2 separate regions of the Homo sapiens genome follow, and region 1 is linked to region 2. Evidence: chromatin loops called from intact Hi-C (ENCODE). Cell type or tissue: HepG2. All regions are shown on one strand. Links, peaks and the distances in the headings refer to the core of each region. The heading gives the core; the rest is flanking DNA. Region 1 overlaps CLMN (calmin). Region 2 overlaps LINC02292 (long intergenic non-protein coding RNA 2292).

The links. A loop is a pair of places that touch in the nucleus more often than their neighbours do. Peaks named below come from ENCODE experiments on the same cell type or tissue, not always from the same donor. Only the 100,000 strongest peaks of a DNase experiment are listed, where the experiment ranks them.
Region 1: it touches region 2 in a loop (2.1-fold over the local background); 1 of 110 quality-filtered maps calls a loop at or near these places.

The regions. Positions count from the first base shown.
Region 1 is chr14:95,236,291-95,239,192 of GRCh38, forward strand. The region is part of intron 1 of CLMN (calmin); the gene reads right to left. Among named protein-coding and RNA genes, the nearest start is that of DICER1-AS1, 80 kb to the left of the region's middle. In HepG2, for the core only: no CTCF peak of the experiment used is centred there; a DNase peak (open chromatin) is centred at 1,231; H3K4me3 peaks cover 355 bases.
Region 2 is chr14:95,334,997-95,337,874 of GRCh38, forward strand. LINC02292 (long intergenic non-protein coding RNA 2292) reads left to right here. Exons shown (of 3, transcript NR_110127.1): 3 at 1-508. LOC124903371 (a long non-coding RNA gene) reads right to left here. Exons shown (of 2, transcript XR_007064319.1): 2 at 1-2,878. Among named protein-coding and RNA genes, the nearest start is that of LINC02292, 6.9 kb to the left of the region's middle. In HepG2, for the core only: a CTCF peak has its summit at 1,378 (motif pointing left); a DNase peak (open chromatin) is centred at 1,415.

The sequences.
Region 1 (2,902 bases), core at 90-2,589, 99 kb before region 2:
TCAGCCAGGCGGGGGGTCTCAATGCTCCAAACCCCCCTCCAGGAACTACTCTGGCCTCCCAGCTTTCCTCACCCCATGCCCCCACCCAGAACATCTCGCGCAGCTTGGAATCCCTCAAGGCCTGGCTCTCAACCAGTGGTTCTCAGCCCGGGGTGATGGCTCCCAGGGGACATCCCGCAATGCCTGGAGATGTTTTTGATTGCCACGACTGAGGGGGAGGGGCTGCTGGCACCCAGCGGGCAGAGGCCAGGGGCACTGCTCCACATCCTGCCATGCACGGGACAGCCCCAGATCACACAATGACCCGGCTCAGAGTGGCAACACTGCCAGGGGCAGAGGCCATTGGGGGGCCTGTGTGACTACCCCACACTGATCCTATCTTGACCTTTCTCCCACAGAAGACAGAGAAGAGTTTCAGCAACAGGAGGGCTCTGCCAACAAGCCCCTCTGAGTGACCTTGGACAATGTCAGTTCTGTACTTGGGGCCTCAGTTTGCCTATCTGTACAACAGGGATCATGGTACCCACTTCATGAGGTTGTGAGGACCAAGTTTATTAGCGCTGTCCTTGCCATACCATGTGGGGTTGTGGGAATGGTGTGGGGAGGGGCTGCTGTAGTTATTCGTCAGGCACTAGGCAGCCAGGGAGAGCATGCAAGCAGGTGACAGCAAGAAGGAAGAACAGCTATGACGAGGCCTCTATGGGATAAAGCATCCAAACACCTTGGCACGGGCCAAAGACCTTGGCACATCGTAAGTGCTCAATAGATGCAGCCGTGGCTATGATTGCTCATTTTGGACAAGTTACTGGACTACCCTGTAAAATGGAGATAATAACTCCCTCCTGGGGCTGTTGAAGAGACAATGAAGCCTGTGCACGCCAGGTGCAAAAAAGTTGTGTAGTAAACAGACTAATCTGTTCTTCCAATTTACAGCACATCACGGCCATGCACAGAGGCCCTGCAGATGGGCGGAGTGCCTTTCGCAATCCTCACAAAGCCAAGCGCCTTTAGACAAGTAGACCCGGCACCTGCAGAGGCTGGGAGGAGGCAGCCGGAGTCAGAGCTTGGGGCAGCAGAGAAGGTGGATCCCACCTGAACCCCAGGGGTTATGTGTGTGTGTGCCATGGGGTCACACACTAAGCGCTGGGACAGCATGGTCACGTGGCAGAGAGGGACTGGCTACCCTGGGTTCTCTCTGTTACCACTGGGAGGATCATTTGAGAGCAAAGGTCCCCATCCACTGTCCGGGAGGCCAGGAGAGGGAGGGTGGCAGGAGGCCTCACACTTTGCAACTTTGCTCCAGTTTTGTGCAGAGGGAAGAAGACCTTGGCACCCATCTGCTCCCATGCCCCAGGTGTCATTTCCCAAGAAGCCCAGCGTCTCACAGCCGTCTCGGCACCAGAGGACAGCCGCAGCCCCATGGGTGGCAGGCTCTGGAGGCTTCTCTGATGCTCCCTGGTCTAGAAATCTCTTGCCCAACCTTTTATATAAGTGACCTCCCGAGATGCTTTACATGCACTTGCTCATTCTTGGTCTGAGCTGACCTCTGCTCTCTGGGAAACCCCTTCTCCTCCTTGCCCAAGGATTCCTTTTCTCCATGGCTCAGATTCTTTCTAACTGCAAGCGTCCTTGGCTCACATCAGCCACGCAATCTCACTCCATCAGCTTGAGCGAGCCCCTGTGGATCTTTAAACCAGATGAAAAAACATCTTTCCTCTCTTGAGCCAAGTGAGGCGGCCCAGCCAACTGGCCCACCCTCCGACCACACAATGGCAAGCCCTGCCCCACTGACGGTGTGTAGAGGAGCCAGCCCTCAGACGGCCCCTGCCTGCCCCTCCAGCCCCAACGCTGCCGACTCCCACGGCCCACTGCCACTCCTTACTCCTGGCGTGGCCCAGCCCCGCTTGGTGGTTTCGCTCCTTTCCCCATCTTTCAACACCTCCCAGAAACACAACCTCATTACATGGCCTCATGCTGGTTCACTTGAGAAATAAAACTCAGAAACAAATTAAATGGCAATTTCTTTTTAAACAGGAGAGGGGCCAGGCTTCAGGAATACCAGGCCAACGTCCTTCGGTTCCGACTCTTTGGGGCCACTTCCCCCATCGGCTCTGGCGGTATTAAAGTCAAGGCCTCCATGTGGTTTTTCACCAGCAGTGATTTTGCATTTAATTTCCTTTGTTTTTCCTCCCCTCATGTTTGCTCTGACCCAAGTCCCTTTTATCAAGACTTTGGTAATAAAATGCAAAACCCTCTTTGGGACCATGCGCCAAGCAGCATGCAACTACTACAGGTAAGTGGCAGGCCAAGTCTTGTAGAGGCCCTCCCCCACCCAAATTCTTGGGCTCCTCCACCACCCCCTGCCACCATGCTGACCAGGGAGGCACAGACGGGCATCAGGGCACAGAGTGAGTAACCTGCTCCAGCCGGCACAAACCGGTGGTCTCCCCAATACATGCCCGCAGAGACTCAAATAAAACTGCCAAGCTCACTCTAACTAGGGACTTAAATCCAATTCTCTCACAGGTCCCAGAGGCCACCAATTAACATACCATGTCCTGCCCCACCATGCCCCGCTTCTCAGCTGCTCCAAAACACATAACCCAGGGCTCCAAAGAGCTAGTCCCAATTACACACCAAATTAAGTTTAAGCTATATATATATAGGGCTGGTGCCTATAACTAAAATAGAAAAATAAAACCGCTCTAGTTTTGCTGTGAGTTATTCTGTCTAACCTCAGTGCTAAACCTCAGCCCACCTTGATTTATGACAGGTGACGCCAGCCAGCCATTAAAAACACAAGCTTAGAAAGGGATTTTAACATTCACCCAGATGGGCAGGCCAGGGTGACAGGACCAATCCAGGCAGACTGCCCTGAAGCGCCCGGCTGAAATTGAGACAA
Region 2 (2,878 bases), core at 1-2,500:
CCTTGGATCCCAGCCCCACCCCACCCCCAGACAGCCTTATTCTGCCTTCAGAGTCTGGTCCTTTGCTTTCCTTTAAATTCTGAGACCCTCTTGGGTCTGCCCTTTCCCATGTAGGTTACAGCCAGATTGGTTTCTGTTGCTTGCATCCCTCAAACTCTGCCTGACACAGGAAGTGACTCCTCCAGGTCATCCAGCCCATGAGTGGCATAGTCAGAGGAAGCCCTCCGTCACCAGGCTCTCAAGCCAGTGCTCTCTCCATCATGCCACATGGCTGGCCTTGGGGTGGTCCTGCCATAGGGAGAGCTTTCTGAGATGGGTCAGGGGGCAGATTATCATCAAAGACCTGGTGATGGAAAGACACATGGCATGGCCTCATGGTCATGGAGCCTGCATGGAGGCCAACATGCTGGAGGAGAGCTTTGAAGGCATCCACGGAAGCAGATGACAGGAGCCTGAAAGCCATGTGTGGCCACACACCTGCTTCTGACATAATTAATGAGACATCTATATTGTTCCTGTCAGTGAGCTTCTTTGCTACCCAAGCCCTTAGTTCATCATGTATTTTTTAAAGCAAAAATGGAGGCCTTCCTGAAACAGCCTCCCTCATTTTGCTTAATAATGCTGCAGTATTGACGTTCTATGAGGGTGAGGTGACACCATCTCAGGATGATGCACTAGACCCCCAGTGATTGATGGCTATACTTTTTTTTACTGACACTTTGAAAAGAAAGGGCCCCTCTCAGATTACTGAGCAAGTGGTTAGCCTTGGACCTTTCACTAATGGCAACCATAATTTCATGACTTATTTTACCGTGCCATCTTGTATGATTCTAGTTTGTATGATTTCCTCACTTTTCAGATGTGGAATCTGAGGCTCAGAGAGGCTAAGTAACTTGCTTAAGTTCACACAGCTCGTAAGCGAAGGAGACAGAGATAAGATCCCTGAGGTTATTGAAGTTATTGAAAGAATAGCTTGCTCCTTTGCCATGCCCTCCCCTCCTCCCTGGTACCTGCTGGAATTCTCATCTGCACCCTGGGTTGCTCTGGGAGTCACTGGCTGCCCTCTTCCTTGGGACCCACTCTTCTAGGTTGCTGCCAGGACAGGGCAGTAAGTGGGCTTCAAACACCAGCAAGGCCCTTCAGCTTGGCTCAGGGTCTTGCCTCCTGCCAAGGTGCCTTGCTTTGTTCTCATGCCCAAAGTGAGAGCTAACCTTGGCACACTGTTTACAGCTGTGCCTCTCTGGTCAGGATCGAGGAGTAGAGCGTTGATGCCCATGCCTACCATGGCACAGCTTCAGCTAACATGAGCCAGAGCCCATGAGCCCAAGGCTCTTGCCCCTTCTGGTCTCTAGAGGTCATGAGCCCACGACTCTTCCCCCTGCTGGTCTGTAGAGCTCATGAGCCCATGGCTCTTCTCTCCCCTGGACTCTGGAGCTTATAAGCCTATGGTTCTTCTCCCTGCTGGTCTCTGGAGCCCATGAGCTCACAGCCCTCCTCCCTCCTGGTCTCTGGAGCCCATGAGCCCATGACTCTTCTCCCTGCTGGTCTCTGGATCCTATGAGCCCACGGTCCTCCTCCCTGCTGGTCTCTGCTCTTCGCCCTGCTGGTCTCTAGAGCTCATGAGCCCATGGCCCTCCTCCCTGCTGGTCTCTGCTCTTCTCCCTTCTGGTCCCAGGAGCTCATGAGCCCATGGCTCTTCTCCCTGCTGGTCTCTAGAGTTCATGAGCCCACAGCCCTCCTCCCTGCTGGTCTCTGGAGCCCATGAGCCCATGGCTCTTCTCCCTGCTGGTCTGTGCTCTTCTCCCTTCTGCTGGAGCTCTTCTTCCCTGGACCTCATGAGCCCATGGCTTTTCTCCCTGCTGGGCTCTACAGCCCCCTTTCTCTCCCCACATATCTCTCCAGGACGCCTCTTCCTATTTGTCCAGAGAATATTCCAAGACTCGCCTTTGCCTGTCTCTGGGACAGCAATCCACAGAGAAGTCTGAGTCGTGGTAGGTGCAAACCCATGGAATTCTCTTTGCCCCCAACCCTGCTGTGGCCACTTTCACACCCTCTGTCAGAACGCGCCTCTCCAGCAGCGTAGGGCAGCCAGGCAGCCCTTAATGGTAATAGCTGTAACTACAGCCAATTTCCAATAATTGGCGGCCTTTGCCAGGGAATTCCTGCCTGTCCCAGCAGCTCCTTCTTGCTGCCTTTGATCTCTACCAGTCTCTGTGAGACACAAAATAATGTTGTCATCTTCAATTACTCCAAGGGACAGAGTGGCCTTGACCTCGCCACCAACGTCCCCAGCCCACATGGGGTAGTGGCAGCCATGAGGGAGGCTGGGCCGTGGACAAGGGGAGTCCCCAGGCCCATTCATGGGGTTGGTGCTTCTGGAAACCCCACTGCTACTATGTGTGAAGATGGGCCCCCCAGCTGAGGGTGTGGAGAGCATGCCGGCAGATACTAACAAGCACAGGCTGTACAGGTTGCCAGACGCCTCCTTTGTGCTAGGCACATGCCTTCTCTGATCCTCTAAGCAACTCCTTTGCCAGGATATATTATTATCTCCATTTTACGAAGGAGGAAACTCAGGCTCAGAGATAGTCACAGGCATGGCCAGTGGGTGGTGGGGGCAGTTCAGCCCTGGGTGCTGGGCTCAGGTTCAGAGCTTTTTCCATGTGGCACAGCTCCCCGGGTCTGTGAATGAGACGCACGCTCCACCTTCCCTACAGGCTCTTGAGTTCCTTGAGGACAGAAACTGGGTGTCCTTCGGATCCACCGCCTCCCAGGGCTGCTAGCACAGAGCTGGGTGTGGTGTAAATGCTCAGCCGACCCTTGTCAAGCCCAGGGGTCAGTTCCTTGGTCCTCTTCTTTTATCAGTTACACTTACTCC